Regions from separate parts of the Homo sapiens genome. Here regions 1 and 2 are each linked to region 3. A link is a loop called in an ENCODE intact Hi-C map of the cell type or tissue named here. Cell type or tissue: ovary. All regions are shown on one strand. Links, peaks and the distances in the headings refer to the core of each region. The heading gives the core; the rest is flanking DNA.

Evidence for each region. Hi-C counts contacts between places; a loop is a spot of excess contacts. Peaks named below come from ENCODE experiments on the same cell type or tissue, not always from the same donor. Only the 100,000 strongest peaks of a DNase experiment are listed, where the experiment ranks them.
Region 1: a loop joins it to region 3, with 5 times the contacts of the local background. A loop is called at or near these places in 100 of 110 quality-filtered maps.
Region 2: it touches region 3 in a loop (6-fold over the local background); 94 of 110 quality-filtered maps call a loop at or near these places.

What each region holds. Positions count from the first base shown.
Region 1 is chr3:73,498,052-73,509,014 of GRCh38, forward strand. All of the region lies in intron 3 of PDZRN3 (PDZ domain containing ring finger 3), which reads right to left. Among named protein-coding and RNA genes, the nearest start is that of PDZRN3-AS1, 120 kb to the right of the region's middle. RefSeq lists enhancers at 1,444-1,523, 4,616-4,685. In ovary, for the core only: a CTCF peak has its summit at 4,820 (motif pointing left); a DNase peak (open chromatin) is centred at 4,810; H3K27ac peaks cover 2,905 bases.
Region 2 is chr3:73,427,120-73,438,082 of GRCh38, forward strand. The region is part of intron 3 of PDZRN3 (PDZ domain containing ring finger 3); the gene reads right to left. Among named protein-coding and RNA genes, the nearest start is that of PDZRN3-AS1, 190 kb to the right of the region's middle. In ovary, for the core only: a CTCF peak has its summit at 5,524 (motif pointing left); no DNase peak of the experiment used is centred there; H3K27ac peaks cover 641 bases.
Region 3 is chr3:73,095,709-73,106,671 of GRCh38, forward strand. The region is part of intron 1 of LOC107986098 (a long non-coding RNA gene); the gene reads left to right. Among named protein-coding and RNA genes, the nearest start is that of EBLN2, 40 kb to the left of the region's middle. In ovary, for the core only: a CTCF peak has its summit at 5,535 (motif pointing right); a DNase peak (open chromatin) is centred at 5,543.

The DNA of each region.
Region 1 (10,963 bases), core at 3,304-7,303, 400 kb after region 3:
TGAAGTTCCGCCAGAGAAGGTAAGGCCACAAATCCTGGTTATCTGCCTCTGTCATGTAGAGATACAAAAATCATCTTTCTCCCTCCCTCACTTTCCAGACATAGTAAGTCATCAATCCCTGTCACTCCACTTGAAAATACTTCCCAGACCCATCCCATTTTCTCCATCCTCCTGACTTGAGTTTCTATCTATCAAGTCCATCCACAGTGACTTTATGTGTATCCCGACTAACCTGAAAAGCTCCTGGCCTTCCCAGCTGGGATAAGTAGACATTCAGTGGTTAGTGTTGGGGGACAGTTGGTAGTATGTACCAAACTACCGCTGGCTCCAGTATCAAAAGAGAACACAGGACTCTAAGCACTGCTTTCACCAGAGTTAAACAACACCACCTAGGCATTTGAAAAATGGTCGAGTACTTTTTCCCTAACTGCAACATCAAAAACAATGAATTAATTGCTATTCCCTATAACCTAACGCTACCTTTTTGTGCTAGCAGGAGAAAGGGGGAGATGCTCCAAGCCCACAGTGATTCATAACTTTTTTTTTTTTTTGAGATGGAGTCTAGCTCTGTTGCCCAGGCTGGAGTGCAATGACACAATCTCGGCTCACTGCAACCTACGCCTCCTGGGTTCAAGCGATTCTCCTGCCCCAGCCTCCTGAGTAGCTGAGATTACAGGCACACGCCACCGCGCCTGGCTAATTTTTGTATATTTAGTAGAGACGGGGTTTCACATGTTGGTTAGGCTGGTTCTCGAACTCCTGACTTCGTGATCCACCTGCCTCAGCCTCCCAAAGTCCTGGGATTACAGGTGTGAGTCATCGTGCCTGGCCCGTATGTTAACTTTTTACAATACACACAGCATAGACCCAGATGCTGGCTGTGCGGGTCGCTGGTCAGGCTTGCTGCTTGTCTTCTGAGATACAAGCTGGGGTAGCAGGGTCCCAGCATAGGCAGAAACCAGGCTCTGTTCCTGCCTGAGAGACGAGGTTTAACCAGGAGATTCCCAGTGGCCGGTGACACCGCACGAAAGGGATAAACAACCACACGGCTGGTTCTTATGCTCCGTAATCACTCTGCTGAGTGTCCTGGATCCCTTACCACCTGCCAACAGCATGCCTCTTTCCTTGTCCCCTTCAGCAAATGCCAGGTGCCAGGCATTGCTCTGGGCACTGGTTACAAACATCAGTGAAGACCGGCGAGTCCTGATCTCATGGAGTTTTCATTTGTAATCCGTATAGTGTGATTAGGGAGCATCCATGACCAAATTATAAACCTACGAGGCCCAGGCTGGCCCCAGGTGACGCTGGTAACTCACATGGCCACACGCTGTGGTTTTCACACATGTAGGCTGAGCCATGAGCCGCTCCCCTCCCAGGCTCTCAGACCTGACTCACAGTCATCTCTGTCTCGAGTCCTTACACCAACTCACCACCTAAAACATATCTGAGGCATCTGCTACTATTCGTGTAAGGCTCCAGGGTGGATGCTCTAGATATTAACAACCACAAGTTCTGGATTTTCTGGAATGATCCTAATTCTGAAACTATTCTAGTCAATCGCTAGATAAGAAATCGATGAAATTTTAATATTGTGGCATCTAAATGACATCCTCTAAAATGCCCAAAGCCTGAGGTGGTGGTGGTGGTTGGGTCTTCTGTTAGATTACAAAAAGCAGTAAGGGGATCTGGGGAAGCTTCCCTGGCTCATACCTGGGTTTCCCACCTCCTAGTCGTATTTTCTTGGCAAGTTACATAATCTCTCCATGACATAACTTCCTTGCCTATAGTAAATGATGATAATGAAAGTACCTACCTCTACATTATTGTGATGATGAAATGAGTCAACATACAGAGCCTAGACCACAGCTGGCCACACAGAAAGCCTGGTGGATATTAGCTAATATTATTGTTGTGGTTGTTATTGCTATTTAGTGTTGAGGATTTCTTTCATTATTTGGAAAACCCCATCACCACAGGAATGGGGGTTACAAAGAAAGCCCTTGCTTTTTTTCCCCCACCTTCTAGACAGGGTCACACTATGTCACCCTGGATAGAATGCAATGGCGTGATCATGGCTAACCGCAGCCTTGATCTCATGGGTTCAAGTGATCCTCCGCCTCCCAAGTAGCTGGGACTACAGGCATATGCCACCACAGCTGGCTAATTTTTAAATTTTTTGTACAGACTGGGTCTCACTATATTGCCCAGGCTGGTATGGAACTCCTGGGCTCAAGCAATTCTCCAACCTCAGCCTCCTAAAGTGCTGGGATTATAGGCATGAGCCACTGTGCCTGGCTGTCCTTATTATTTATTATTATTTTTTTAATCTGTCACTAAGATTGAACTTGGCCTTTTAAAATGCTTTCTGATACTCCCCTCTCCAACCCCATTTCCACATGAGCTCTGCCACATTTCACTTTGGGCCCTGAATATTTCTGAGCTGAGTTGCCAGGACTGCTGAATGCTAATCACCATGGCTCCACTCTATATAAGTGTTGTTGCCAGAATAATCCTCTTAAAACACAGCCTTAACATGCTCTTTTCCTCCCAACAATGCCTTCTTGTTCTAGAGTGGATTAAGGGTAAAGCTCCTCATCTTTTTATGTTGGCATCTTACTAACCTAGCCTAGCCCACCTGCCAGTTCTCGCCTCCTCCCAAGCTGGGTCACCCCTTTAAACCACCTAAAAATTTATTCCAGGTCATTTCTACCTCTGTCCACCACACCAATGCCTTCTAAAGAAACCTCTTTTTCTCTCCAAAGCCTTCAATCTTAAGGCTTTCATTTCTTCACACAGCCTAACTGATCCACTGCTGCCTATGTGAATCTATCCACCAACTCTTCTGCTCATGTTGAGCTATATCATTTCTTTTTTTTTCTTACTTGGTGTTTTGCCTCCTACGTGCAAGTCTGGTCTCCCATGACAGACTCTAAAATTCTCAAGGGCAAGCATGGTGTCGTATATTCCTTGTTTTCCATCTTCTCTTCTCTTTCCCTACCAATGTCCGTGTAAGCAATTCAGAAATACTTGTAATTTTTGAAACTCTTTGCACAGCTTATCATTATAAACTCTTGCTAACATTTGGCCATAATTAATGAACCTGATTCGAGTCGCAAAATCCAAACACATAGCCACAGCTGTTGGGCTCTTAACAGCAGAACCAGTTTCCCCACTTGTTTTCCACCTTGGCTTAAAATCACATCCACTCCTCACCTGAGCTAGAGGCATCTCTCTGAGTCCTTTCCACTGTCAACTGGGACACGGGCTTTGGAGGTGATGCCCTCCATTCAGGATCTCATCTACTTTTAACATGTTCCTGGAGTTTGCTCATAGATTCTGTGGAATCTGTCTCTCCAACAGGGCACATCCATCCCATCTCCAGCTTCCCCCTTTCCCTATACAGGCCACTGTCATCACTCACCTTGACGACTGCAGACGACTCCTAACGATTCGACTGTCAGTCTTTCCCACTTCTAATCTAGCAATGGCTCATTCAACAAATACCTGCTGTGTGCCTACTATGTAAAAAGCATAAATAATAATGTTGGAAAGAAGTGGATGCAACGCGAGGCTCTCAGGGTGTCAAAGGAAAACCTCGTTAAACTTGGCTCTCTAGCTCCATATTTGGTGAGAATAAGGTGGGTGACATTGACATCCACATTCTAAAACAAGTCATTAGAAGGCCAGGTGTGGTGGCTCATACCTGTAATCCCAGCACTTTCAGAGGCTGAGGCGGGCAGATCACTTGAGGTCAGGAGTTCAAGAACAGCCTGGCCAACATGGTGAAACCCCATCTCTGCTAAAAATACAAAAAATTAGCCGGGTATGTTGGTACACACCTGTAATCCCAGCTACTCAGGAGGCTGAGGCAGGAGAATCGCTTGAACCTGGGAGGCGGAGATGCAGTGAGCTGAGATCGCATCACTGCACTCCAGCCTGGGTGACAGAACCAGATTCAGTATCAAAATAAATAAATGAAATGAAATAAAATAAAATAAAACAAGTCATTAGAAAATGAAGCTCCTTGAATTGCTGCTAGCTTGTAGACCAAATGCAACCGTTTTCTTAGAGCTGTGCTATTAAGCAAAGAGAAACAACAGTGGGCTAAGTGAGAAAAAAATAAGGCACTACTTACACATGTGCATCTTGATTTGGTTGCTCATGATGGAGAATCAAGTAAAGGGTCACAATGAAGAATCATGGCATGGAATCAGGTATAAAACCTTTTGTTTGGGGTAATAATTATGCATTCAGTCAAAACTATAACTTGGTTGCAGTCAAAATGATAGGTTTTTATTTTAAAAAGATTCCATTTCCATAATGGTGTTCTCTGGCATCTAAATAATTGCTTTCCTAAAAGATGGGAACTGTTAGGTGGAGCTGAGAAAAGATACTGAGTTCTCCATAAGTTAAGGCCACCAACAACTAAAATTATCTTCTCCAATATCCATTGATTCTATTTAACATTTATCTTTCTGAGTTTTCTTTTACTATAGCGGTTTCCCTTCAACTCCCTCCCTTGCCTTACCCATAAGGCTGCGTGGTCAGAATTCCTATTTTATGGTATGCTATGTTCTGAGACTGGCAGCTCATGAAACCAGGCAGCTGTAAGAAATGACAAATTTCAACAGTACAGCTATAGAGAAGGCAGCTCGGTCAAGGATGTTAAATGGTCAGATGGAAAGCAAATCCCCCAGAGGCCAGGTATTTCTAAAGATCAGCTGTGTGGCATCTTACAGAAAATCCTAGAGCCTGGTATCATTGAGACTGCAGCCCTCCTCTCTCAGTTGAAACGAATGATCAAGACGTGGTACCAGAGCACCACCTGCTGGCTCACAGGTGACAGTGTCTTACACAAAATACTTTCTACAAGATGGTCATTTTGATCTGTTAAGTAAGAATTTGCAAGAGACAGGTGTGAAAACACAGTTGTGGTTTTGCACTTCTGGGGCTGTGTATATGAATACTGTTGGTCAGAGAATATTATACTATCATGGATAGTAGTTTTGTTGTTTTGAATAAAACAATTTTATCTCAATGCTTTCTTGATTTTAACTTAAAAATTTTAACATTTTACTAACATAAAATGTCATGAAGTACTTTGGTAACCCAGTCCATTTAAAAGAAATTAAACTAGTTTTAGATACTAGTGTTTCCTTTATAAGCTAAACCTATACTTGTTTTAATGGTTCCCTCAAATTTTCTCTATTAGGTGCTACCTTTACAAGCAAATGTATAAGTGGTCCTTTATTTACTTGAAGATTCTGAGGTCATAAATCTGACGTAAGTTCCATTTACAAATGATGAGTGCGTTAAACATCTGGGAATGCATAACCAAAGTCTAGCATTACACATGAATATTTTTAAACCTCAAGGAAGTATGATTTCATTCTTTAAATACCAGGCTTCAAAAAAAGTATGATTTCTTCACTTTAAATCATTTCTTTATCCGTAAAGCTTTAATGAAAGTATTATTCCCATTGCTGTCTACTTGGCCTTATCCAATGAACAATAAAAAATTCTTCTTTTGCTTTGTTTGGTAGTTTTTGACTATAGAGGACATCATCTAATGCTTTTCCCTATGTACTTTGCAAGGTCTTAAATGACAATACAAGTACGTTTCCAAAAATGTAACACAGCATTTATTGTGTCTGAACTCAACTCTCTCAGTGCAACCATGAACGTGCCTTGAGAAACTTGGTAAAAGCTTTGAACTTTTTTGGGGCAGAAAGGTATCACAAACTGAAATTAAACCTAGAATTAAGGCTTTTATACAAAATGTATACAAAGATCAAGTTCTGCTCTCTGACACATAGGAAAGAAAGCAAGAGTGGGGAGGGGGAGAGCCTAAACAGATGTGTTTTTGTATCATGCAGTCGACTTCTGCATCTGAAACGTAACTCAGCGAAACAGAAACCCAGCCATGTGACTCCTTTTCTGTAGAGAATAGAGTTGAACACAGTATCCCGAAGTCACAGGGCATGTGCTAGACATTCACTTATTCATATTTCTGCCTTCTTTATAAACAGAAATTAATATTACACTGCTGTGTATGTGTGTCTGCTTTTCTTGAGTACTTTATTATTCTCTCCAGATGCCCACCTGATGTACCTCATTCTCACAATTAAAACAGTTATATGGTTAAACACACAGGAATAGACTTAGTTAGCATGTGGTGTAACAAATGAACTCACATAAAATTTACATGATTTAATTAGCTGATAATGGGTCATTAATTGAGGGACTGAAGAAAGGAAACATATTCTCTTGGACACATAAAGGCGCCATTCAGGAAGAATAGATTTGTTTTTACTCAGCCCTTCTCAGGAGAACCACCTGTGCAAATACGGGGCTCAAGTCAGATGACAAGCAGGGTTTTTATGGGACCAGGAAGATTTTCATCTCCATGACAACCTTCCTGGTTCCAAACAGAGAATGTTATTTTTCTGGACTCCTCATCTCAGCCACACCAGTGGACTCAATTCGGCCCTGACATGCATCTGAACACTCTTTCTTGGACAGCCATTATTAACCTGGGCTGCTTCTGACAAATCATTTGGTTGGTGATTACAGATCTGACATATTTTGTAATGACTCCATTTTCTGAGGGCTTCATTTTCAAGAAGTGAAATAATGCTGTGACTTAACACCTCCCTGCAACCACAAGCCACTTTCCCATCTCCAAAGTATACCACTTTTTATTAAGGAGGTCTTATACCCACATAAGTCACTAGCTTGTATATATAAAGATAACTGCGTTAGTATCATTTAAGTGCATGTATATGATCTAATTTTTCATTATATTAATTAACAACATAATTGATTGACCTGTGGGGAAATACACAAAAAGGCTTCCTGGGAAATTCTCTCCAAGTAAGTATGGAAAAAGCAAAACAACAATGTTTTCATATGAATGTGCTTGTGATAGGAAAAGGATAGTCTCTGTAGCAACTCCAGCAAGTGCCCTTGGCTCTTTGGAAATGATATTCTATCTAGTTTTTTATTTATAGCCAAATCCCGTTCCTAGTCTAAGATAGTGTGACACCCATGGGAGGTGGCTTGGAATTTGAGAGTATGAGATTACGAAGCTGAAGGCAAAGATTTTGCTTTTTAATTAAGAACTAAACTATACTTTTATACACGATGACATTTTATGTAACTGGTTACCCACGAATAATCATTTGGGAGCACTTCTGATATGAAATTACCCTCTGATTGAGCCCTTTGAGAAAACCCCAGTCCTTAAAGATAGACTTTGCTTCAGGATTCAAGGCACAGAATTAAAAGTCATAGAATTTAATTCACCCAACTATCTTTACTCCATCAAGATTTTTGTTATTGTTTTAGCAGAATCAGACTACAAATACACTGGGTAGAAATAATAATGCAAAAATACCTCTCCCAAACAAAAATTGCAAAACATCAATTGGTTATTCAAATTAAAAAAAACATTTTATTTAACAAACCAGTAGACCTATCAGAAAATCAGGATTTTTCAAATTGTCTACCTTGTGGATGATATTCTATTGAATTTGTCAAGCCTTCGAAGCTTGGAACCTTACAATACGAATTACTATTTGTTTAATATACATATTACTAAGTAACTTGTTTATTAAAGGTCATTTATTTTCATCATCAGAAACTTACTGGGTATCAGAAGAGCACACATATTCAAACTGCATCAGTTTATAGGTGATTTGATATGTCCTCTTGTTTTTTTAAAAAAAAACAGCACATAAAGTCAGTGTGAGGAAAAATAAGCTCTATTTAAAAATTTGAGGCAAAAAATAAAATTGCGCTGGATTAGAGACCCCCAACCGACTTTCCAACCAATCCCTCTGTAATAAGCACAGAGGAGGCACTCAACCATCTTTTGGATGGTCAAGTGAACTCATTTAAATATGACAAGTATCCCCCCTAAGACTCCCATGAATCAACACAGCCACAAACCATGGAACTCAGGTACGGGCAGGTAGAGAGCAGGTAGAAAAAAAATAAAGGAAATGGTGTCCACTGTGATCCCCTCCATCCATGTGAAACTCATTATCTCTGCACTGAGATAAAATACACAAGATATCCTCAGAACAATTTCAAGTCTGAATATCAACATAAGCAGAATAACAGGGTGCAGGTGGTACCTCAGGGCTGAGAGAGCACAGGCCCCAGGGCTGGTCAGGTTGATCTTGCAACGTCCGTTTCTGAAGTCGGGCCTGGGCAGGATAACAGTTTTCTGATCATATAATTAATGATTGGCATCTCCCAGTCTCAGGAAAAGGCAAACCATATTCAGGGAATAAATGTGTACAACAAAGATGAAAAGGTTGACATCTTTAATACAAATAAAGCTTTTCTACATCAATAAGAAAAAAGATAAACAGCCCAGCCCAGTAACAGGGAACATAAGCAACTGCACCAAAGAAGAAATACAATTGGCTAATGAAAAAGAAAATAAAATTCAATCCAACTAGATAACAATCAGCTACTCAAATAATCTAGTGCCACTTTTTACTCAACAACATGGCCAAAGTTGAAAATAACCCTGTATTATGGAAGGGGCAGGGAAAAGACTTACTCGAATATGATCTGTGGGAAAGCAATAGTCACAACTTTTCTGGAGAGATATCTAAAATGATGACACAAATATTCCAATTCTAGAAATTTTTCTTAAGGAAAACATAAGTTAATGGAAGGATTTACATATAATTATCTTCAGGCACGGTGGCTCATGCCTGTAACCCCAGTACTTAGGGAGGTTGACGCAGGAGGATGGCTTGAGCCCAGGTTGAGGATGCAATCAGCTATGACTGTGCCACTGTACTCCAGCAGCCCAGGTGACCATGTCTCAAAAAAAAAAAAAACAAAAAAACAAAAAAAACTTCAACCCAGCATTGTTTTTAATGGTAAAAATAACCATAGTAATAGGTGAGGTAAATTGCATCACAGCCAGCACAGGCATAGGTTGAATACTACATAGCCATTAAAAGCCCTGAGGCTGAAAAACTACCTAATGACAAAATATTGTTTGTGGAACACTGCAAAGTAAAAGTAGGCAACAATACACTCAGAAAATGATCTCTTTTTAAAAACATTTATGCACACATATAAGCATAGATTTCATTCTCATTTTTTTTTTTGAGACGAAGTCTCGCTCTTGTCCCCCAAGCTGGAGTGCAATGGTGAGATCTCAGTTCACAGCAACCTCTGCTTCCCGAGTTCAAGTGATTCTCCTCCCTCAGCCTCCCGAGTAGCTGGGATTACAGGCACCTGCCACCATATGCCTGGATAATTTTTGTATTTTTAGTAGAGATGGGGTTTCACCATGTTGGCCAGGCTGGTCTCAACTCCTGACCTCAGGTGATCCGCCCGCCTTGGCCTCCCAAAGTGCTGGGATTACAGGCGTGAGCCACCGTGCCCGGCCATTTCATTCTCATTTTCTACCACCCCCTCATGAAGCACACGTAAGGCATAGGTATTTTTCTGTATTGTGAGATGACAGGTTACTTCTCACTCTGAGCTTTCCAGTGCTTTTAGAAATGAAACTGTATCACTTCTGTAACTTGGAGAAGTTATGGAGTTTGACAATGTCAGGTCTAATTAGAATCAGCCATATGAGAAATCACTACTGGCAGCTGAACACTTGGCAAAGAAAAGATGTATTTAAATGAAGCCTTAGTGGAGATCTAAAACTGCATACTAAAGGAACTCTCAGGTATTGGCAATTGTAAGTCAGACTCGCTAACAAAAATTCTGAGATGCAGCTGGCCGGGCGCAGTGGCTCACGCCTGTAATCCCAGCACTTTGGGAGGACGAGGTGGGCGATCATTTGAGGCCAGGAGTTCCAGACCAGCCTGGCCAACATGGTAAAACCCCGTTTCTACTAAAAATACAAAAATTAGCCAGGCATGGTGGCACGTGCCTGTAAACCCAGCTACTTGGGAGGCTGAGGCACATGAGAATGGCTTGAACTCAGGAGGTGAAGGTTGCAATGAGCCGAGATTGTGCCATTGCACTCCAGCCTGGGTGACTGAGACGGTCTCAAAAAAAAAAGAGATGCAGCTATTACCAGCCCTGTTCCCACTCTTCACAATAGGCTTGGCTATCGACTAGAAATGTACTTCAAAAAACCTCTCTTCCCCGGCACATGCTGGACACCCTTGCTGAGCAGCAGCCACCACCATACAACCCCTCCCATAGTGTTGCCTTGAACAAGGAGCAAGGCCTCAGCAAAGTAATTTTCAAGGAAGACCTCCCTCCACCTTTGGTCCTCAGAGCTTCGTGCATAAACTCAGTCCTGCACTGTTCTTCAGAAATCTGGAAACAGCAGTGAAGACATAAAGGAAAACCCTGGGAGTGAAAGAAGAAAAGTCAACCGAAGTTTCTCCTTGCAGAATTCTGTCATCGTGATGGCCAATTTCACCTTGGAGCAATGCAACAGATGATGGTGCCTCCAACTGGGACCTGCCGTGCAGCTCCTCGGGCAGGAGACTATCAGTGACTTAAGGGACCACTAGGGGGCGATTTAGGAGTGAACAGTTTTCTATCCTTAAGAAAGATAAGCCAGGAAGCCTTAATTTCCAACCTTAAGTCACTGGAGGGTATTAGCTCCCAGGTAAATCCTGTTTTTAATTTTAACTATAAATGTAAACAGGGTCTTTCATTTTAACTTCTCCAGAAATGTAAACGTGGAGAACTTTCTGAAAGAGATATGTGAAAAGGCAGGGTATGGCACACAAAATTGATACATTGGAAAATAAATATTTTTTCTCTCCCCTGTCCACTTCCCTAGCCATAACCAAGGCCCTCTCATACAAAAACCAAAAAAGAAAAATAAACCTCTGGCAACAGAGCCCCTAGTGTCCCTTTGAGGTTCTATTTATATATTATGCCTATGGTTTATCCAGACAGGCCTAAAACGTCTCTGCAGCAGCAAAGACAATTTCCCCCACCCAGGCTCTCAGCATTT
Region 2 (10,963 bases), core at 3,290-7,289, 330 kb after region 3:
ACCAATGAATACACAACTCAAAATGCCCTTGATGAACAAGTAGGCAAACAGGTCACTCTAGGCAGGACACATTCATTCCTGACATTTCTCAGGGCAGCACCAGCTGTTCCGCAGCACAGCTCGACTACATTTTACCAACGTTATGACGCCTGTCACATAAATGACAGTGGCACTGCCAGAAACTGGCTTTGTGGGCTTCAGAGAGTGAAGGCTGTTCCCTGCTTAATTCCACACTGGTCGGAGAATGCAGGATTAGTGGGGCTCTGCTGTGCCTTCACCCCGAACTGTTGACGGTATTCTTTTGTGCATTACCCACCCCCCCACCACCGCCCACATTTAACCATGACCTCTTCCTGCATTATTAATGAACACAAGAGAACTCATTTATTAAAGCTGGATTTTTTCACTATTCCATATGTTTCCTTCTGCATGCCATGGCAGGTGGGTGACAGGAACACAGAGAGAGGGGCTGTCTTCTCCCTTGTGACCCCGTACCATCTGCCTCATGGCAACGTGCAGCTGTATCTGTGGAAACCATTAGAGACCAGGGATATGGACTCATTTGTCACGGTAAAACCCTTCCCAAACCAAAGTGGGATCCACTTGATACATTTCTCACTCAGAAGTTAATCTGGTAAACACATCCTGAACAGTTACTAGTTATGTGCCAGGACCTGGGGTTTCACAGAGAACGATGCAAAGTCCCTACCTTCATGGGGCTGACATTTGTCCAGGAGGTTGGGGTTGAAAACAGGTGATAAGCAAGCCAACAAAATACAGGAGCGGTGCACAGAGAGGTTAGAGTGGGTCGGGGGATTTTCTTAGGTCAGGTCAGGCCTCCAGGGAGAGGGACATTTAAGCTGAGCTCAAAGATGAATTGGTGAACTAACTTACAGGCAGAAAGGAACAGCCAGCTGCAAAGTCTTGAGAAGGAAGGAATAAGGTGGGTTCTGGGTCTTGAAAGGAGGCCTGCAGGACCAGGGCAGATGAGCAGGGCAGGAGGTTTATGGGAGAGGTCAGAAGAGGCTGGATCTCACAGGGCTCTGTGAGCCACAGTTAATTCACTGAATTCCAAGGGCACTGGGGAGCCAGTGAGCAAGTGGGTGAGCACCTCGGTTCTCAGCACTTGGTGGGTCGGGTGAACGTGTTGGCTGAATGAATGAAAAATGAATGTCTTGTGTCCCCTCTGTTCCACATCCTCACCTCCTTGGTCCAAACCATGGTCATTTCATTCAACACCTAGTTCTCTTTCTAAATTCCTGATTTGTATTCTTCTTTTCTTGCTCCTCACTCTTCCTAACAAACACTACAAAATCCAACTTATTCAACCAACCATGTGCTGAGAGTAACAGTGGTGATGAGACTTCCTAGTTTACAGTGTAACATGGGAGGCCAAATTAACATATATATGGAAACAAGGTGGAAGGAAGTGCAGGGCACCTTGGAATACTTCAGAAGGACACCTAAGCTAGGACGGTGGGTATCAAGCCCTAGTCCTAAGGGAAAGGAAGGAAAACTCCTTTATGGTCCTCTAAAGCTTTGTGTCTTAAGAGGAGACAAACTGAAAGAAGAGAGGTAATCTCTGGTCCCACCCTAGGTCGTTTCTTTTCAGAATCAACATAAAAGTGGTTTATAATCCATTGTTAATTAACAAGAAAACAACAGTTAGTGACAAATAACGGCCATGTATTAAAAAGTGACTTTCTCAGCCATATGCTGGCTCCATATTCAATAAAGGGCCCTGTTTGTCAAGGTGGGAGGAGAAGATGGGCTTGTTTTTTTTTTCCCCCAGAGAAGGGGTCTTGCTCTGTCACTGTCACCCAGGCTGGAATGCAGTGGCACCAGCATAGTTCACTACAGCCTCCAACTCCTAAGCTCAAGTGATCCTCTCACCTCAGCCTCCTGAGTAGCTGGGACTACAGGCATGCACCATCATGCCTGGCTAAGTTAAATTTCTTTCTTTTTTTCTTTTGTAGCGATGGGATCTCATCAAGTTGCCCTGGCCATTCCTGAACTCCTGGGCTCGAGCAATCCTCCCACCTCAGCCTCCCAAAGTGCTGGGATTATAGGGCATGAGCTTCCATGCCTGGCCAAGATGAGCTTTCTTTTTCCATACCTACTTTGCCTAAATGAATTCAGAATGTAAAGCTGCTTCTAAAACAAAGCTTTTAGAATTAATAGGCTGTTTAAGCAAACACACTCCTACTTGCAGGAAAATTTTGCCAGGTTCAAAACTGCTGTGTGGAGGTCAAGTTTATGTTCATCCAATTAACCGTCATTAATTGGGTCCATACTTAATCGAACCGTGACCCATCTGACTCTCAGCTGATGCAGAGTCTCTTTGCTCTACAGCAGTAAACTCATCTGAGTACTGCATCTAGCTAATATGCAAGCAGGATTGTGCAAAGTCAAGTTTCCAGACTTCTCCATAAACTTGATTCTGATTAGTATTTACTTTGGAAATCTGTGTTTTTCTATCCAACTGGCTATGAGATTGATGTATAAAGGGTCACAAATCTGTATCAGATCTATAGTTTTCTGGCAGGTCACAGTTAGTGGTAAAGTTTTTGCTTCTCAAAGCTAACAACTTCAAGTGCCATAAGAGGCACAAATTAATCTTATGTGATGTTTCCTGTTATTACTGAGAGGCAAAAGGACATCAGCGTTCTCAAATCATTCATTCTTCAGGTTGCCTGATAAGCCAGTGGGAACTCTGTGTTACTCCGGAGCTCATTTTTCTCTGCACATCACCCTTTCCAGGTATGAAGGACCAGCAACCCCGTAGGAACCTTTCTCAGGAGGTACCACGTAGCACCTGGGCCTGTCTGAGACACCAAGGTCTTTATGTTAGCCCCACAAAGGCAAGCATGATTTTTGGAAACTGACCCGCAGGTTCCCTATAAAGTTGATCATCATTCATTCATTGACAATGCTGGAAAATGATTTATACAAGAAAAGAATTCACAGATGTGGGAATTATAGTGCAGATCTGACTCCCAGTCCCACTATAATTCCTTTGTATGTCAGTTTCTTCTCTTTGAAATAGGGATGACAGTATCACCTATCTCTTCATGCTTGTGTACAGATCTGATGGGAAAGTGCACAGCTGACACTCAGCATTGTGCCGGCACATAGTAAGTGCACAATAAATAATGCTGTGGCTGTCAGTAATGAATAGTCCTGTGACTATAGATAAGTTTTCCTTATCCTGAAAATGTGCATGCAGACTTTAGGACAATGTGCTACTCATAATTTCTAGTTTGAAGCTTAACTCCCAATCAGAATTATTTCCTTGTTGCCTCATCAAATTAGAAAAGGTCACCATTTTACAAAAAGTCTCTGGTCGATGTTAGAAGAGGTGGAGGGAGTAAATGATACTGGCTGGGGTGGCACTCTGTTCCCCTCTTCCTGGCCTCCATTGGAAGACCCTCCTCAAAGCATCCACAGACTGGCTGTCCCCTTGACTTGACAGTACATGGCTACAAACAAGGCTGGTGCTTAGCCTGTGCTGGAGTCACTGGCATCAAACCCACAGAGCCACAGACTTTCCCATCCTTACACCCCCAACTCCCACTCCCTGGCCCCAACACCTGGTAACCACCCTTAGCTGGATTCCAGCCACAGCCCAAGAGCTGTGAGGCTCCCTATCCCATTACTCCCAGAACATGAGATCTCCTGTGCCAATTAATTTATCCAAGTAGGAGACTGTACTCCTTGACAACCTTAAAGCATCTTCCTTACTTCCCTGTCCTTTCACCTTAATAGTGCTTCTGAGTACTCAAAGGTACTCAAGACAGGCTAAAGTTTTCCAAATCATGAAGCAACTGTTAAATTTCAAATTTCTGGTAGGCAGAGGCCCTGTCTTGACGTTTCACACTGCCCTGCAACCCCCACCACCTGGACACCACAGTTATCATAAAAGCATAAAGAACTGCTATACTTGTCTGACCTGACCTTACGACCCCAGGTAGGCAGGAGGCTTCCTCCCTATAGAAGTGTTTGAGTGTCCCTAAATGTCTTGGTGCATCTTTTAATGCATGGCCCCAATCACTGATGCGTCTGCACTCTTTGCAATGCCCTTTAATGACCAGGCAACTTTATGTGGTGGTGTTGTTTTTCTAATGTGATTAAAGGTACAATGAGGTATGTGTGCAACAAGAGGCAAAGCCATTGTTCTGCATCATTAAGCTCACAGCAGCCCCCAAAAAGAAACTGTAGGCAGCTTGCCAATGGCCCTAATGAAGAGCATCTCTTTGAATTATCTCTGGATGAGGAAAGGATAAAGTCTGAGCCCTGGAATATTTGATCCTCTTTGTGCTGCTGTTACGAGGGCTTACTGAAGCCAGACGCACCGGACCTTCTGGAACTGTAATTTATGGAAACCTTAATTTCTCTGCCCTAATAAGGCTTTGCATAATAAGAGCGAGAATGCAATTATTAATTCCTGCAAGTGTTTTGTGAATTCCTTTATGCTACGGTTCAGGACTCCCAAAGAATAGGAGCAGGGGGGATTTTACTTAGTTGGCACAAGGGTAATGGGTCTGAAAAGTAGTTTGAGTTTCTTGAAAATAAATCTGCATGGCTTCCTAAATTGCTGACCAAGTATATTCCAGATGGAAGTCATTTATCAGCAATTTACTGAGCAATGCTTCAGCCAGAAGTATTTCCACATAAATTCACCTAGTAAAAAACAAACAACAGAATCCAGGCTCCCTCTTTTGGGGGCAGTCGTGTGTGTGTGTTTGGGGGTGGGGCTGGGGGGACTGAGCACAAATGATACAGAAGAATAAAAGACAGGTTCACTTAGATTTGCCAGAGATGTAGTAGAGTTACTTTTTGGAGGGTGCCAGTGTAATTAATACATCCACAACTGTGACTGCTGAATGATATTTTATGTGCATTGATGGTAAAAAGCAAAACATTTTTAAAAGGCAAATTTTAAAAACTACCTTTTGACTTACTATGTTGAGCTATTTCAAATATAGCGTCAAAAGTCTGTAACAGAACCACCTTGCCCAAATGGCAGCGTCTGCTGTTCCACTTGTTTCCTGCCTGCGTGCTGGACTCACTGAGAACTCCCCAGCTCACTGAGTGGGATAACTTGGCAAACTGAGGACTACACCTCACCACATGATCACACAAGGGATGGGGGCCAGATCGCCAGTGGTGAAAGCGCTTTTGCCCGAGATCTCCAACATGTCTCCCAAATGCTTTGAAAAGGACTTAAGTCCAGTGAAGTCCTGAGTGTGAAGTCACAGGTCGGAAATGTATTTATTCACAAGACTTATTTAAGATGCTTGTTTTTTGTAAGATATGTACCCCTTGCCTAAGGAGAGTAGCAAGCCTCAAAAGGTTTGTTTTGACCCTCTCTCTGTCTCAGTGGGGAAGGCAGACAGACAGAGAGATACTTTTTGTTCACCCAGGGTCATTTTATCTTTAGGTTTTGTCCAGAGAGGCAGCCAACCCACCTTTTGCCGCGTCTCCCTGTGTCTCTTTAAGCATATCACCCCCTGGTGGCCTAAGCAAAAAATGACACTCAAATCAAATTCTTTTTTAAAAACTCTGGCTCTTTAAAAAATATATTAATATGCCATTGATTGTTATAAATCAAGAAACACACACCCTTTGTTTCTCACTTGCTGTAACAACCTTCTTTTAAAGTGCTTATCTAAAAAGAAAACCTTAGCTGGATTATTTTTTTTTTATTACTGCCAAGACACATTTGAAGAATGATTTTAGGAGAAAATCCTTACCTGCCAAGGTAGGTTACCAACAGCAGTATTAAACCTCCTAGTTAAGAGTAGGACTTGAATATTTAAAAATAAAACATTTGACAAAGATGTAAGATAAATTATCTGGGTTGTATCGTAAATATCCCATTTCATCTCAACTGAAATTTTCATGTTGCTCACAATGACTCAGAAGATACAAGTCATCTGATGTGAATGACAGCACCCAAGATCAAGTCACTTGCTTTTGAAGTTCTTAAAAATTTCACAGACAGAGGTACAGAAATGGCAAGTGAGAAGTACCAATTTGAACCATATGTCCCACTACAAGAATTGCTAAAAGAACCAAGTCAGCAGAGGGCTTGGGCTGTACTGAAAGGAGCGCCTTATAACTATTTGTAAACACAGACAAAACCTTGCTAGCATTAATCATCATCCATGTCTTCTCTAACTTGTTCAAAGGGTGCATGACCACTCTTTGACCCTTTGAGTTCGACACTCTGGAGAGAGGTCAGTTGTGAAGGAGCCTTGTGACAAGACTGCTTGAAACACATTTTATGACCATCAACATCTATTTATATTTTCAAATGCAGGCACCAAAGTGCCACTGGATGGAAAATTTTATAACAGACTTAAGAGAAAATACACAAAAAAGTCAGAAAGGCTGCGTCTTTCAGAACACAAAATATGCACAAAAACACACATAAAAATCCCCACTACCTTTCCTAGAAGTTACACTTGGCCAGGTGGGTGCCTATGCACTTCTATGGAATAAAATGCAGGGTGTTACCTGACAAACTTCATAGAGTAATTTGTACTGCTCCTCTTGCTTCTGCAGGCTGCACAGACTGCATCCCATGTTTAGAAAAACGTCAAAGGAAGGCTTCCGTTCTCGCCAGCACCCGGGAAAAGCAGCTCCCTTACAGTGCAGGCATTGAAGGTATCCTTGGAGAGCCTCAGGTGAGTCAAGCGACTGCAACGCTTCACATTGGCGCTGCTCTCAGAGGCTAGACAACAACTCTCTCCCCCCTTCCACGCTTCCCTTCCTCCCCTCGCAGCATGCATGCATGCACGCGCGTGCACACACACACACATACACACAGACATACACGCACACCACTCCCTCCTCTGAGTGACTCTGGCAGCTGGATTGTGGTCCAATGCACACGCTATATATACTGCTGCTCATGCATATTAATCAGCTCTCATTGACTATTCATAACAGACAATGATACAGAAGCTATAATTGCCAACTATGACAGTTGAAATTTCTCTAATTAACAAGCAAGTGCTCCAGTGGTAGGGAATAATAAAAGACACTAACAATTTTGCAAGCTATTTTCTGGCAGTTACAAATAAACATGACTGCATTTTTAGCAAGGTCTCTTAGGATAATCCCTAATGTGTTTCGGCTAGGTAGAAATTCATTTTTAAATATATCATAAAATTTCTGATGATATAAAATGTATTTAATGCTGCAGATAATGATGGCATATAAACGGACTTTATGGAAAGGACATGTTTTGAATAATGTTCATATAATATTTAGTGCTTTACAAAGTTGCAGGGAAAATACTCCACATATGAATAAAATATAAAAATTTAAATTGCAGGATATATCCATGAGTATGCAAAGTAGCTAGGGGTTATAAGGAGAGAGGCTGCCCTACAGGTGAGAAAGCAGATAATCATTCCCCAAATGCATTTTCAATTCCAAAAGCAGAAAGTTATTTGTTGAAGGGCTGCCCAACTAACTGGAAGGAAGAGAAGCAGTCAGCTTCATGCCATCCCCTCAGCCATATAGATGCTGCAGATATTTCAGAGATGATATGGCTGGGCTGACTGTCACTGGTTACTACGGATCTGTATCTGATGTTCCATACCTGCCTAGACCTCTGAAGCTGTGCCCCAAGTTGTGTGTGAAGAAAGCAGAGAGCTGCCAGATTCTACTTGGGAGGTGACAACAGACAACATTTAAGAATTTTGGTTCTTGCTGCCTTGCTTCTCTCCTCCTTCAGCCTCTGTCCTGCTGAGTAAGCCTGACACCTTTTCTAAAAACTTTGTTTTTAAATAAATGATTGCCCCATTGCCTGAACGAAATGCACAGGTACCTTTTTCTCAACGAAAATGGTCGATGTTTAAAATTCTCACAATTGCTTCCAGAGCCTTCACCATTTTACAAAGGTTTCATTTTACAAAGGTTTAACTGTCTCCGGGGAGGACTCCCACGTCCCTTGCTGAGACGTGCCATGGGGCCTGAAGAATAATGCTCCCTTTCTCAGGGAGCCGAGACACACCTGAGACGTGAATAAACCAGTCCCAATAAAATCCCACTTGGGCTGATGGCCAGCAGATGCCTCTGGACCCATTTCTCAGACACCGAAGACGAGGCACAGTGACTTGGCTTACACCAGCTAACAGCCCTGACTTGCTGGAGGGTGAGGAGCCTTCCTTCCAGGCCCTCACCTGGTGTCACTGCCTGGACTGGAGCAGTAAACTGGAACGTGCCACCAGGGAAAGGAAGCCACAGATGGGGCGGGGCAGCTGCAGTAATTGCTGACTTGTTTTGATGCTGCGCAGGGCCCTATTAACCCATGAGTACGTTATTGGCCCTCTGGTCTCTTAATCTCTAAATAATAGGTATGATGCTAATTACCTTGCAGAGTTTTGTTGCAATGATTTGAGAAAACAAAAGCAGCTCTAATAAAAAACAGAGGTCATATTTCTTCACTCTCCTTGCCTCATCCCCACCCTTGGTCCATCAGTGAGTCTGGTCTGTTCGACCCCAAATTAGATCTCAAACCTGTCCATTCTGCCTATTGCCCTTGCACACCATGGATTCTCACTTGATGATGCCCAGAGCCTCCTGGGTGCTCTCTGCCTCCTCTCCTGCCTACTCACCAGTTGCTTCTCTACCCTAGTTCATTCCCTACACAGTTGCCAGGCTGGTCTTTACAAAGCAGAAAGGGATGACTCCACCGTTTGCTGAAAAGCCCTCAGATCACTTCCCATCACTCTTGGATTGAAACCCAAATTCTTCACCAGCGCCTATAGTGCTCTGTAAAATCTCACCTTTGTCCATCAATGTCTCATACCCATCATTGCTCACCCACTCTGGTGGTCACCACACTGCCAGCAAGCCATGCCCTTCTGCAGGGCCTCTGCAGGTCTCTCTGCTGGAACCGCTCTTCCCTTTCTCCTTCCTTCCAACCCCCATCCCCATCTCCGCTCAAATGAAGCCTCCTTAGAAAAGCCTTTGCCAGGTATCTTGTATGAATTTACTTTCAGATCTTCCAAAGTACTGTGTCGTATCACCCCGTTCATTTCCTTTGCATCGCTTTCCAAAATCAGTAATGATTCTGTTCACTTAACGCTTATGTGTTTGCTGACTGTTTCCTTGTGCAAGCCTTTTGGCTTCCTGAGGACAGGGACTGGGTCTGAATTTCTACCAGCCCAGGCCCCGTGAAGGTGCTCAGGAAAACATACTCACTGCATGAAGAGATGAAGGATGACCTGTGCGGTCTCACAGACCCACCAGTCACAGCACAATTGGCAAGTACCAGCAGGGAGAGGAAAACAAAGTGTGCTTGGGTGTCCCCACAAAAAAAGGCTTGCAATCACGGTTGGCTCTCCTCCCCCAAAGTTGAGGGCCTTTAAGTTATGTTTTTCATAAGATTCTGTGGTTTCAAAGTAGTCCTTCACCTTTTTCCTGCACATCCACAAATCAAAGTCGAAATGGGCCTAAGCTACATGATTAGGGAAATTTTACACATCCTTTTTACTCTTTGTTAGAAAGTTTCCCAATCTCAATAACAAGCTGGGACAGTTTTACTGCATATGGCACTGTATTTCCGAGCAGTGGTTCTCTAACATTTTGGCCTTAGGAACTCTTTCACTCTTAAAAATTACTGAGAACCGGCCGGGTGCAGTGGCTCATGCCTGTAATCCCAGCACTTTGGGAGGCTGAGGTGGGCGGATCATGAGGTCAGGAGATGGAGACCATCCTGGCCAACATGGTGAAACCCTGTCTCTACTAAAATACAAAAAATTAGCCAGGTGTGGTGGCACACACCTGTAGTCCCAGGTACTTGGGAGGCTGAGGCAGGGTAATTGCTTGAACCCGGGAGGTGGAGGTTGCAGTTAGCCAAGATGGTGCCCACTGCACTCCAGCCTGGCGACAGAGAAAGACTCTGTCTCAAAAAAAAAAAAAAAAAAAATTACTGAGAACCTCAAGGACTGTTGTTTATATGGGTTATATTAAGCAATATTTATCATATTAGAAATAATCAGAAATTTTAAATTTATTCATTAATTCATTTTAAAATAGCAATAACAAACCCATTACATAATAATATAAATAACATTTTTATGAAATGACTATATTTTCCAAAACAGAAGTTTTTGAGAAGGAAAGCATAGTTTTACATCTTCCAAAAGCTCTTTAAGGGCTAGTGTAATTGAAGATAGCTAGATTTTCACATTTTCTTCTGAATTCAAATGCTTGTGATATGTCATGTAACCGCTAGAAAACTCCACTGTACTACATGCTCATAAAAGAATGACAGTATAACATCTTGCTATTTTTACAAAAATGTTTTTGACCTCACAGATCCCCAGAAACAAGTGTGCTGGACCCCCAGGGGTGCCCGGGCCTCACTTTGAGAACAGCTGCCTTACAAGGGTACTTTGGTGAGTCTGGTGTCTAAGAGCCTCACACTGCAGGAGGCGGAGAGGAATGGAAAGGATACTAATACAAATTCGACTCATGGTTGAGTTTCCATTCTTGTGATTAATATGTGTTATTTGGAATAAAAAATGGAAAACACTCATGCACCCATTATGCCTAAAACAAGACATACCAAAGTGATTTTTTTTTTCTAATTTAAAGTACCCTTTACTTTGGAAAATCATCTAGCACATTTAGAATGGTGTTTTATTTTCAAAATGTTGCTTTCCTATAGTAAGGAACACACAATTGTGTAAAAAAGGAGGTTCACCTGCTTGATGATACACACCCTACCATTTAGTAAAGCTCATCCCAGAGGCAGTGTAAGGGCAAAGAAAGTCTGTTAGTGATTGCAAGTTGTTTATAATAGAACTGTTTTTGAGAGAACAGCTGTCCCAGTAAAAATGAAAAAACTACTGGCCACACAAAGGCACACATTGTTTGATGAAGATGCTTAACGTCTTTTTCAAGTTAGTAATCACATCACTGGAAAGTGCCTAATAAGCTC
Region 3 (10,963 bases), core at 3,555-7,554:
CGTGATCTTGGCTCATGGCAACCTCTGCCTCCTGGGTTCAACTGATTCTTGTGCCTCAGCCTCCCGGGTAGCTGGGATTACAGGCATGAGCCACCATGCCCAGCTAATTTTTTTTGTGTGTGTGTACTTTTTAGTAGAGATGGGGTTTTACCATGTTGGCCAGGCTGGTCTCAAACTCCCGGCCTCAAGTGATCCGCCCACCTCAGCCTCCCAAAGTGCTGGGATTACAGGTGTGAGCCACTGCACCCATCCCGTCCATATACTATGACGAGAGCATCAAAGCATAGGCGCCTGTGCCATTTAGCAGCTGTGCAAATTTGGTCAAATTACTCACTTCTCCAAACCTTGGTTTCCTGATCTCTAAAATGGGTAGAGCAATGGGCCTTCTGTTGAAATAATTAAATGCTACGAAGAATGACTAGCACCTGACAAAGCACCTGCTGCATAATAGGCCTCAATATATGTTAGTGTCAGTGGATCATGAGTTAAATAGGAATAATAAGAGTATATTTAGTGCAGCATAGATCTCGCACAACCCTAGACTTTGTAAAAGGCTTAAACTGGTGCCTGGGAGGTGAGCTTAGCTATTAGGGAAGTGGAGGCAGCAGTGATGTGGTGACTTAGTTCTATTTGAGCCCAGCTGAAACAGATGTCTTCTCAAGTTCTCTGTGTCCCAATCTGTGAAATGGGCATGATTGTAGTTTTGTCTCTTGGCCTGTAGTGAGGATGAAAATAGGCAACGTGTATGATTGGAACAGCTTGTCCTGCACCAAGGTCTGGTGACCTTTGTGACTCTGTCCTGGAAATTTGCTGTTGCCATTCATTTATGTTAAGCAGCTCAGCCTGATAAACCAACAAGCTCATGGCACACGTTGGAGCAGGGAAAACGTACTTTAAGGAAATCTTAGGGAGGCTGCCGGAGCTGGGGTCCCAGCCTGGCACTGACCTTCTAGGTCACTATGTGGGGGCCACTTGCACCCCTGGTTCTCTGTTTACCAGCTGCATAATGGGCCTCAAACTGGATCATTGGTTTACATCCAGGGTGGTCAATAGAGTCACGTGGGGAGCTTTTAATACGTGCCAGGCCCCAGCCTGCGGATTCTGAAGCTCTGGTTGGGGGTCCCAGGAATTTGTATTTCGAAAAAGGGTTCCCAGGATTCTGATGCCCACAACAGCCCAAGGTCTCTAGGGTCCTGTTAACTTTTCTATCCAGCAATTCAGGGAAGTCTTGAAAATGCTCCGTGCAGGGCCGGCCGGGGTGGCTCACGCCCGTAATCCCAGCACTTTGGGAGGCCAAGGTGTGTGGATCACAAGGTCAGGAGTTCAAGACCAGCCTGGCCAAGATGGTGAAACCTCGTCTCTACTAAAAACTACAAAAATTAGCCAGGTGCAGTGGCAGGTGCCTGTAATCCCAGCTACTCGGGAGGCTGAGGCAGGAGAATCGCTTGAACCCCGGCGGCAGAGATTGCGGTAAGCCAAGATCGCACCACTGCACTCCAGCCTGGGTGACAGAGTGAGACTCCATCTCAAAAAAAAAAAAAAAAAAAGAAAAGAAAATGCTCTGTGCTTGGACTCCAGTGACTTGGATCTCACGTGCTCACGTGGTTGGCGTATTCCTGTGCAGTAGGGAAGGGGAAGGGTAATTATTTCTGCTCTTCAGGTGGAGGAGAAGAGGAGAAAGGCGGGCTCATCTGGTCCTCCTGGGATACAAGTCCCACGACCTCTGGGCCGTCTCCAGGCTGAAAGTCTGAGAGAAGCTCTTTCAGCTGGGCAGGCAGCAGAGGGGAGCTTTGTGTCCTCCCAAGGTCCTGGAAAGTTGATTGATTCTTGCTTGTTAGTTCACCTTCTTTCTCTTAACTGCATTAGGCAGAAATAAAAACTAGCCTTATGCTTGGGAAACATAAAGTAAGAATGTCTCTTTCTGAGAACCCAAAAATACTAGTAGTAGATGAATAAGTTGTGGGAATTACTTTCTGAATATGAAACATTATGATTTTTGTTTTTGCATTTAGCCACTTTAAATTATTTTTAAAAATAAGTTTGAGTATAAATGAATTATATATATGTACACACACACACACACATAACATACACATATAGATTATCTGTCAATCAGTCATGTAATTTAGAGTCAGGGAGACCTAGGATTAAGTCTTCACTTTGCCACTAACTAGCTGAGTGCTCTTGGGCAAGTTACTTAACCTTTCTATGTCTTAGTTCTCATAAATTTAAAATTGAGACCAATAAAATCGATTTCAGAGGGGTGCTGGGGCAGACTGTATTTTCCAATGATGGCTGCAGTACTGTCTCCCCTCCCACATGTTCTTCATATAATGTGACCTTGACAGTCCTGCCATCAAGAGGTGGGGTTCATGTCCCCTCCCCTTGAATGTGGCCTTGGCTGTGGTATGGCAGAGTGATGCTGAGTGGCTTCTGAGGCTAGATCATTAAAAGGCCATGTGCTTTCTCCTGGGATGCTCACTCCTGGACCCCAGCTGCCATGTTGTGAGGAAGCCCAAGCCAACATGTGTCAAAAGACCTCAGGGAGTGACATCCCCACTGCAGTTCCCAGCTGACAGCCAGCATCAACATCACACCCGTGATGAAGACACCTGCAGGCGATCCTGGTCCCTAGCCCTCAGTTGCCCCAGCCTTGGCATTGCCAGGCTGAGGCCCCAGGTACTGTGGAACAGAGATGAGCTGTCCCTACTCTGCTGGACAAGAATTCCTGACCCATAGAATCTGTGAGCATGAGAAAATGGTGGGTTTTTTTGGCCAGGAAATTTGGGGTAATTTACTACATAGTGATAGTAACTGGAACGATTACTATGATAAGAGAGATAATGTATCTAATGTGCCTAATTGTCACACATTTGTCTACTATTAGTCACACAATGTCTACTATTATAGTGGGAGATTTTGCCGCAAACAAGTAGGCAAAAATGTAATAGGAATGTAGAAAGTTTCAATAACATCAGCAATAAGCTTGACTTACAGGGCATTTGTGGAATTCTGTACTCAACAGTTAGCAAAGACACATCCTTATTGATATTCAGGAAACAGTTGTAAAACTGGACCATTACCAAGCCATAAAACAAGACTCAATGAACCCCAAATTACTGATATCATAGTTCATTCTGTCACTCCACAAATTGTTCTTGAGGCTTGGTATGGTCCAGGCACCCAAGGAATAGCAATGAGCCAAAGAGATCAAGTTCTCTACCTCCTGTCATCTTCATTCTAGAGGGAGACAGAAGACAAGCATCAAAGTGGGTAAATACCTAATGTTAGGTGGCAATTACTATTACAGAGACAAAAACTAGAGCAGGGTAGAGAAAACAGGAAGTGCTGGGTCAGGCTGCAATTAGATATGAGGTGATTGGGAAGGCCTCTCAAAGGGTGACATGTGAGCAGAGATTGGAAGGAAGGGAAGGAGTGAGCCGCTCAGGCTTCTATTTTATTCCATGCAAATCCACCCTTGTTTTTCTCTTTATCTTCCATTCTGGTGGTGTTTTCCATTCTCTGAAGTTTGAAATATGTGTAGGTGAATCAGTAGTTCCCAAACCTGGCTGTGACTTAGACTTGCTTGGGGGTATTTGTTTTAAAAATACAGACACCTGGGCTCCACCGTCAGCTTTGGAGGGTGACCTCCTTGGAATCTACGTTTCAGCACGCTGGGTGGGCCTAATTCTGATGGGTAACCAAGTCCCAGAACTGTTGGTCCAATCTCCCTTTTCTGTTTTAATTTATTCCTTTGCTTGAAATGGAGTAAGTTACCCTAAGACCATAGGACAGCGGTTCTCAGCAGATGGTCCCTGGCCTAGGAGCATCAACGTCACCTGGGAAGCGACTGGAAAGAGCACACCTCAGATCCCACCACAGACCTATGCAATCAGAAACTAACAAGCCCTCCTGGTGATGCTGCTGCCTGCTGAAATTTAAGAACCACAGCGATGCACTGAGTATTTGGTTCTCTCTATTTAGTTCTTTAATTCAATTGGAGTTCCATTTGTGGTGTGCTCTAAGTCATTCACTTCTCCCAGTTGCTAGGAAACATTTACTGAATGTTTCTTCTCATTCCAGAGAGTTTGAAAGAATTTATTGAGCATGTATTGTAGGCTAGGCTGGCCTAGTTATAGGGGCTACAAAGACATGTCCATGCCTTACAAAGTTCAAAACCTAGGGCAAATAGGACTGATGTATGAGTGCTAAAATATGCCACGAGCCATGAGCTATGTTCCAGTGAAAGCTGACAACACAGCTCAAAGGGGAAATCAAGGTGGGAGGGAGGGAAAGGCTCCACGGAGGCACATCTGGGACCCACCTGGCAAGAGCTGGGTCCTCTTCTTACCAGACTCATGACACCCAGGTGTAGAAAGGACATCCCAGTCTCCCCTCCCTGTCAAACAACGTGGCTCCCTTGAAGTAGCAAGTGCTGACTATTTGGGGTGTGTCCTCTTGTTCATACAGATAACTTAGAAACCTTGCTGGCCACTTACAGGGTGTCTGACATGGAACTGTACAACTTTTCTGTGTGGTTTTTTCTCACTCAGTATACCTGGCCATCCCTCCAGGCCCGGCGTCGAGGCTTACACACCGTCTTTCCCATCCTGGGCCCATTCCGTGGTGTGGAATGCCGTCACCCTCTCAACTGTCCTCCCATGGACGGGCTTCAGCCTTGTGTCTGGGTTTTGGCCATTTATGGTGAACAAGGGGTAATCTCCATAGGGCAGGAGGGAGGGGGGTTGGAAAGAGCTGTTCAGAAGAGGACAAGAAGGAAAGTCGGGGACTTTTCAATTTAGCAGCAGAAAATCCACTTTTATCAAGAATGACGGGAAGACATTGTTTCTAGCAGGCAACGTCTACAACTAAACGTATGGTTGAAAGGAGTGAGCTTGATGGGGTCTTGCTAGTGATCTCATTTTGGGCCTCATTGGCCCACCCTCCCACCCCTGTATTCGAGTGACCGGGGACCCCCCTCTGCACCCCGGGGAAAGCGTCCGCCTGCTGCCCTCTGTCCCAGGCTTGGCGGCACCCCAGCCCCAGCTTTCTGCCTCAAGCCTCAACTTCCCTGAATTCTCAGCCCGGTGGATTTCCAGGGAAATCACCTCTGTGCAGTTTCATTAATTTGCGCCAAGGCCATCAAAGGGGGTTGTGTAAGAAATGTTGGCAGCCCATGGAGGCTCTGGGAGCTTCAGATCCGGCCTTCTTAGCAACAGGAAGCCCTTTCTTGCTCAGCATAAACAAGCCCAAACACTCCCCCACCGCCCATTCCCCTCAAGGTGCCAGTTTGCTTTGAAATCCACAGCAAAGGATTTCGAGGTGTGGCCTCATTTTGGCAAAAGCCTTAATTCTCATTATCTTAAGAGTCTGCACTCCCACCTCCCATGTATAACTTAATAAAAGTCACATGTGGCAGGGGATTATCTTTCATTCAGTGGAGTAAAAAAGGTCGTCGTGTGTCCCCATTGTCCCTGGTAAAGTAGCAGGCACTCAGGAGGGGGCTGATGTGGATACTGGAGTTGCAGTTTAGGCAATGTCCAGCAGAGGGAGCACGATGCTTTGAGAACAACCTGGCTCCTGGCTGTTCTGAAAGAGGAGTCTCTTTGCTACCAACCCCATGCATGTAGGAGTTGTCTTCTCTGCATGTGCAGCAGCTAATAAAAGAAATCCAAAGTTTTCTTGCTGGGAATTTGAGAATTCAAGGATAGATACATCCAACAATGGTTAAATTCTGTAAAAATTAATCCTGCTGGTCAGCTTGTGGGAGTGGCCCTAGTTGGCTGTAATCATTGGTATTTAAATCTGTAAGTGGACGGTGGAGAGAGGCTTGTTTCCTGCCTTAATGAGTAAGTCAGAACCTGCCTCGGAGGCCCTGTTAATTGTTAAAAACTGATCTTTGAGCAGGGTTGTAAAGAAGAAGAAGAACGGCTTTTTTTTTTTTTTTTTGAGATGGAGTCTCGCTCTGTCTCCCAGGCTGGAGTGCAAAGGAACCATCTTGGCTCACTGCAACCTCCGCCTCCTGGGTTCAAGTGATTCTTGTGTCTCAGCCTCCCAAGTAGCTGGGATTACAGGCACCCACCACCACACCTGTTGGATTTTTGGTCCCCAGAACCTGTTTGATAATTATCTTCAACTGTCTACAGCAGCCATAAAGAGACCTGTGGTGTACCTGTTCCGGGTAGAATTATGGATTTGGAAGCCTAGGGAAGAACTGAATGTGGCACTGGTTCATGAAAAGGCCAGATTTCCTCTGGAAAGACCTCTGTTCCCTGTTGTTCTGCACAAAACACTTCCTGCAGCTGGCACTGGGATTGGGGCATGACAGGCATCATCTTGCTTAATCTTCATGACCATCTAGTGAGGTGGGAGCTTTGATCATACTCATTTTAAAAATAAGGAGCTAGCTTAAAGTCGTTAAATATTTACCCAAGGTCATATAATGGCAGAGCTGGAATGTGAACCCAGGTCCATGTGACTCCATTCATTCATCCTTTCATTCATCAAACATATATTGTGGGCTCCTTGTCCCAGGTAGTGTGCTAGGCAATGGGGAATAAGAAATAAGAAAGACAAGATCCCAGTCCTCACAGAGTCTTCATCCTAGGAAGGGATGGTGGACTCAGAGCAGGTAAAGTAAAAACCAAGATGCTTTTGATGGGTGCTCTAAGGAGAATAAAGAGGGTGATTTGACAGACAGTGTGGGGGTGCTGCAGGGAAGAAGGACGGCTTTTTTTTTTTTTTTTTTTTGAGATAGAGTCTCGCTCTGTCTCCTAGGCTGGAGTGCAAAGGAGACATCTTGGCTCACTGCAACCTCCGCCTCCTGGGTTCAAGTGATTCTTGTGTCTCAGCCTCCCAAGTAACTGGGATTACAGGCACCCGCCACCACACCCGGTGAATTTTTGTATTTTTTAGTAGAGACGGGGTTTCACCATGTTGGCTAGGCTGGTCTCAAACTTGTGACCTCAGATGATCTGCCTGCCTCCGCTTCTCAAAGTGTTGGGATTACAGGCGTGAGCCACCATGCCTGGCCAGAAGGACTGCTTTAAATAGGATGTTTGGTGAAGGCGTCATGGAGATGGGACAGATGAATGAGACCTGAGGATGAGAAGTCTCCATCCATGGAAAGATGTGGAAATAGCAGTCCAGGTGGAGGGCCCAGCCCATGCAAAGGTCCCGAGGTGGGGCAGGCCGGGCAAGGCAGGATAAGAGATTGGAGGGCTGCTGAGGCTGGGGCATGGTGGATGAGGATGGGTGAGATGGGCTGGGCCTCATTGACTCTGTGCCCCTCTCCACTCTACCATGGGCTCCCCTGAAAAGTGTATGTGACAGAGTCCAGCTTCCTCGGACATATGTGCTGCTGTCACATGCAAGACGAGCCCATGGCTGGATTCCAGCTCATTTCACCTTTTTTTTTTTAAACATTTAATTCATCCTCGCTGGCCTCCCTCACTCCCAAAGGAAGACCCAGCTGCCAATTCCCTCTTTATTCTAATCTCTCTCCGGGTCCCTCCATCTGCTTTGGACCAGGGTAGAAACTGCCATCTTCACCCCTGCCAAATAAAGCCATACATCTTGTTTAGCCCCACTGGCACTCAGATGCTAAACCTTCAGATCAAGGGCAGGCCAGGCCTTGGGATGACCACATTGTTGAGGAAAAGGGAATTCAGCCACGCTGAGGTTGAAGAAAAACTGCAGTGGTGCATGTGTGAGGATGGCACTGTTGTGGTGTCCACAAAGGGAGGGAGAACAAGACAACCCCGATGTCCATAGATGGAGGCTGGAGAGCCAAAGTTTGATCCCTTAATGTCATGGAACAATAAGCAGCCATTAAAATAATGACACAGAGCCGCAAGCATTGACCTGAAGTGATGTCCACCATGTATGGCTAAGAGGAAAAAGCAGTCTGGAAAAAAGACTGTGTCGTGTGGGTCTGCATTCGAAAAGGCAATAGCTCTATGCTTGTGAATGCGAGTGCCTGGACCCAAGTTGCAAAGGACACACAGCAAGGCATGTGCAGTTATTATTCTGGGTGGTGGCATTTGGGTGATTCTAAGAGATTCATTCTCTTGCTTGTAACTCTTCAGTGGGGCCCATTGTTCTAAGGATGAAGCCTCGCGGACCACACAAGATATGCTGATGAGGCCTCATGTTGTCTGACCCATGCCTGCCTTGCCAACCTGAGTTGCTCCCTCTCTCTCTGGTCCGACAGGCCATCTCTCCTTTCCTCCAGCCTCGGTCCTGGTAGTCTGAGGACCTTTGCACAGGCTCTTTCCTCCACCGGGAAGCCTCTTCCCTGACAGCCCACTTTCCCTTTGCTGCCTCTCCTTCTGTTTTTTTTTTTTTTTTGAGACAGAGTCTTACTCTGTCACCCAGGCTAGAGTACAGTGGCACAATCTCGGCTCACTACAACCTCTGCCTCCCAGGTTCAAGTGATTCTTCTGCTTCAGCCTCCTGAGTAGCTGGGACTACGGGCATTTGCTACCACGCCCGGCTAATTTTTTGTATTTTTAGTAGAGACGGGGTTTCACCATGTTGGCCAGGCTGGTCTCGAACTCCTGACCTTGTGATCCGCCTGCCTCGGCCTCCCGTAGTGCTGGGATTACAGGCGTGAGCCACTGCACCTGGCTGCCTCTCCTTTTATCAGCTCAGTCTTCACTTCTTTAGAGAACCTGCCCTGACTCCCCAAGGCCAGACTCTCCCAGCCCCAAATGTCTCTCCTGGAGGTCCCCGACCCCATTGAGATGAAATGCCCAGTCCTTCTCCCCTGCCCAGTTCTCAGTTCCAAGAAGGCAGGGACGATGCCAGTCTCCCTCCTCTGTTTCTGCTGTGTGTGCCACCAAACAGCAGCACAGAGCTTTACTGAGTGAATGACATGAATACCTTTCTAGATGGCCTGCATTGTGTGTGTGTGTGTGTGTGTGTGTGTGTGTGTGTGTGTGTGTGTGTGAGATGGAGTCTCACTCTGCTGCCCAGGCTGGAGTGCAGTGGGGCGATCTTGGCTCACTGCAGCCTCCACCTCCCGAGCTCAAGCAAATCCTCCCACTTCAGCCTCCCAAGTAGCTGGGATTACAGGTGCCTGCCACCATGCCCGGCTAATTTTTGTAATTGTAGTAGAGATGGGGTTTCACCATGTTGGCCAGGCTGGTCCTGAACTCCTGACCTCAAGTGATCCACCTGCCAAAGTGCTGGGATTACAGGTGTGAGCCACTGCACCTGGCCTGGCCTGCATTTTTATAACTAGCATTTATCCCTCCTTTGAGGGAAAAAACCAAAAATATTTTTTCTGGCAATGCATGATCATTGCAAGAATGTAAAATAATCCAGAGGATGTTAAATTATCCCTATTATATCTTTTTTTTTTTTTTTTTTTTTTTGGGAATCAGGACACTAAAGCAGAAAAAGGAAAGAAGTGAAGGCAAGACATTTCCATATCTTCTTTTTTCTTGAAAGCTGCGGTGTGGTGGAATGTGGCTCTGGAGTCAAACTATCTAAAGTCAATCAATCCTGGTCCAGCACTGCTCTCCACCAGCTGTGTGATTTTGGGCAAAAGGCTTTAACTCTCTGAGTCTCAATTCATATCTATTAGGTGGAGACACTCATGCCTGCCTAGGGTTATTGTGAAGACTCAGTAAGATAATACACATAAAATGCTTAACAAAAGACCAGTGCATAATAAGCATTTAATAATGAATATTTGCACAACCATCCGCCTATCTCTGTCTGGCTAATACAGAACCCAGAGTCAATCATTTTGACAGTTCCATGTAAGCAGGGACATCATCTGTTTTGCTCCCTACCATAATGCCAGTCGTAGGATGGTGCCTAGCACATAATAAAAGTTCAATAAGTATGTTTTGAATACATTTGAAGACACTGATGAATTTCTTAAGATCCTAGACAGCATTACTCATTTTTCTTTTCTTTTTCTTTTTTCTTGAGACGGAGTCTCGCTCTGTTGCCCAGGCTGGAGTGCAGTGGCACAATCTCGGCTCACTGCAAGCTCCGCCTCCCGGATTCATGTGATTCTCCTGCCTCAGCCTCCCGAGTAGCTGGGACTACAGGTGCCTGCCATCACGCCTGGCTAATTACTCATTTTTCTGAGATGGCAGAATTGGAAAAAAATCACGAACACATCTTTTCTCCTGTTTATTTTATTTTATTATTTATTTATTTATTTGAGATTTGAGATTTATTTATCTTGCTCTGCCACCGAGGCTGGAGTGCAGTGGTGCAATCTTGGCTCACTGCAACCTTCACCTCCTGGGTTCAAGTGATGTTTCTGCTTCAGCCTCCCGAGTAGCTGGGATTACAGGCCCTTGCCACTATGCCCAGCTAATTTTTTTTTGTATTTTTAGTAGAGATGGGGTTTCACCATGTTGGCCAGGCTGGTGTTGAACTCCCGACCTCAGGTGATCCGCCTGCCTTGGCTTCCCAAAGTGCTGGGATTACAGGTGTGAGCCACCATGGCTGGCCTATTTTATTTTATTTTATTTTTGGAGACAGAGTCTTGCTCTGTGACCCAGGCTGGAGTGCAGTAGTGCAATCTCGGCTCACTGCAACCTCTGCCTCCCGGGTTCAAGCAATTCTCCTGCCTCAGCTTCCCCAATAGCTGAGATTACAGGCGCACACCACCATGCCCAGCTAATTTTTGTATTTTTAGTAGAGATGGGGTTTTGCCATGTTGACCAGGCTGGTCTTGAACTCCAGTGATCTGCCCGCCTCGGCCTCCCAAAGTGCTGGGATTACAGGCGTGAGCCACCACGCTCAGCCCCTATCTGTTGTTTCTATCTACATATCTGGAGACCATCCAAAGGGAATCTATATCCAGGGGAAATCTTCTAGGGAAAAAAGGAAGAGCAGGCATATAGGTAGAGGGCTCCCACCAGAATGATGAATCCACACTTGCTGCTCAGTCCGTATCCAGTTAGGCTTTAAAAGGGACAGTTGGTTCTAAACTTTT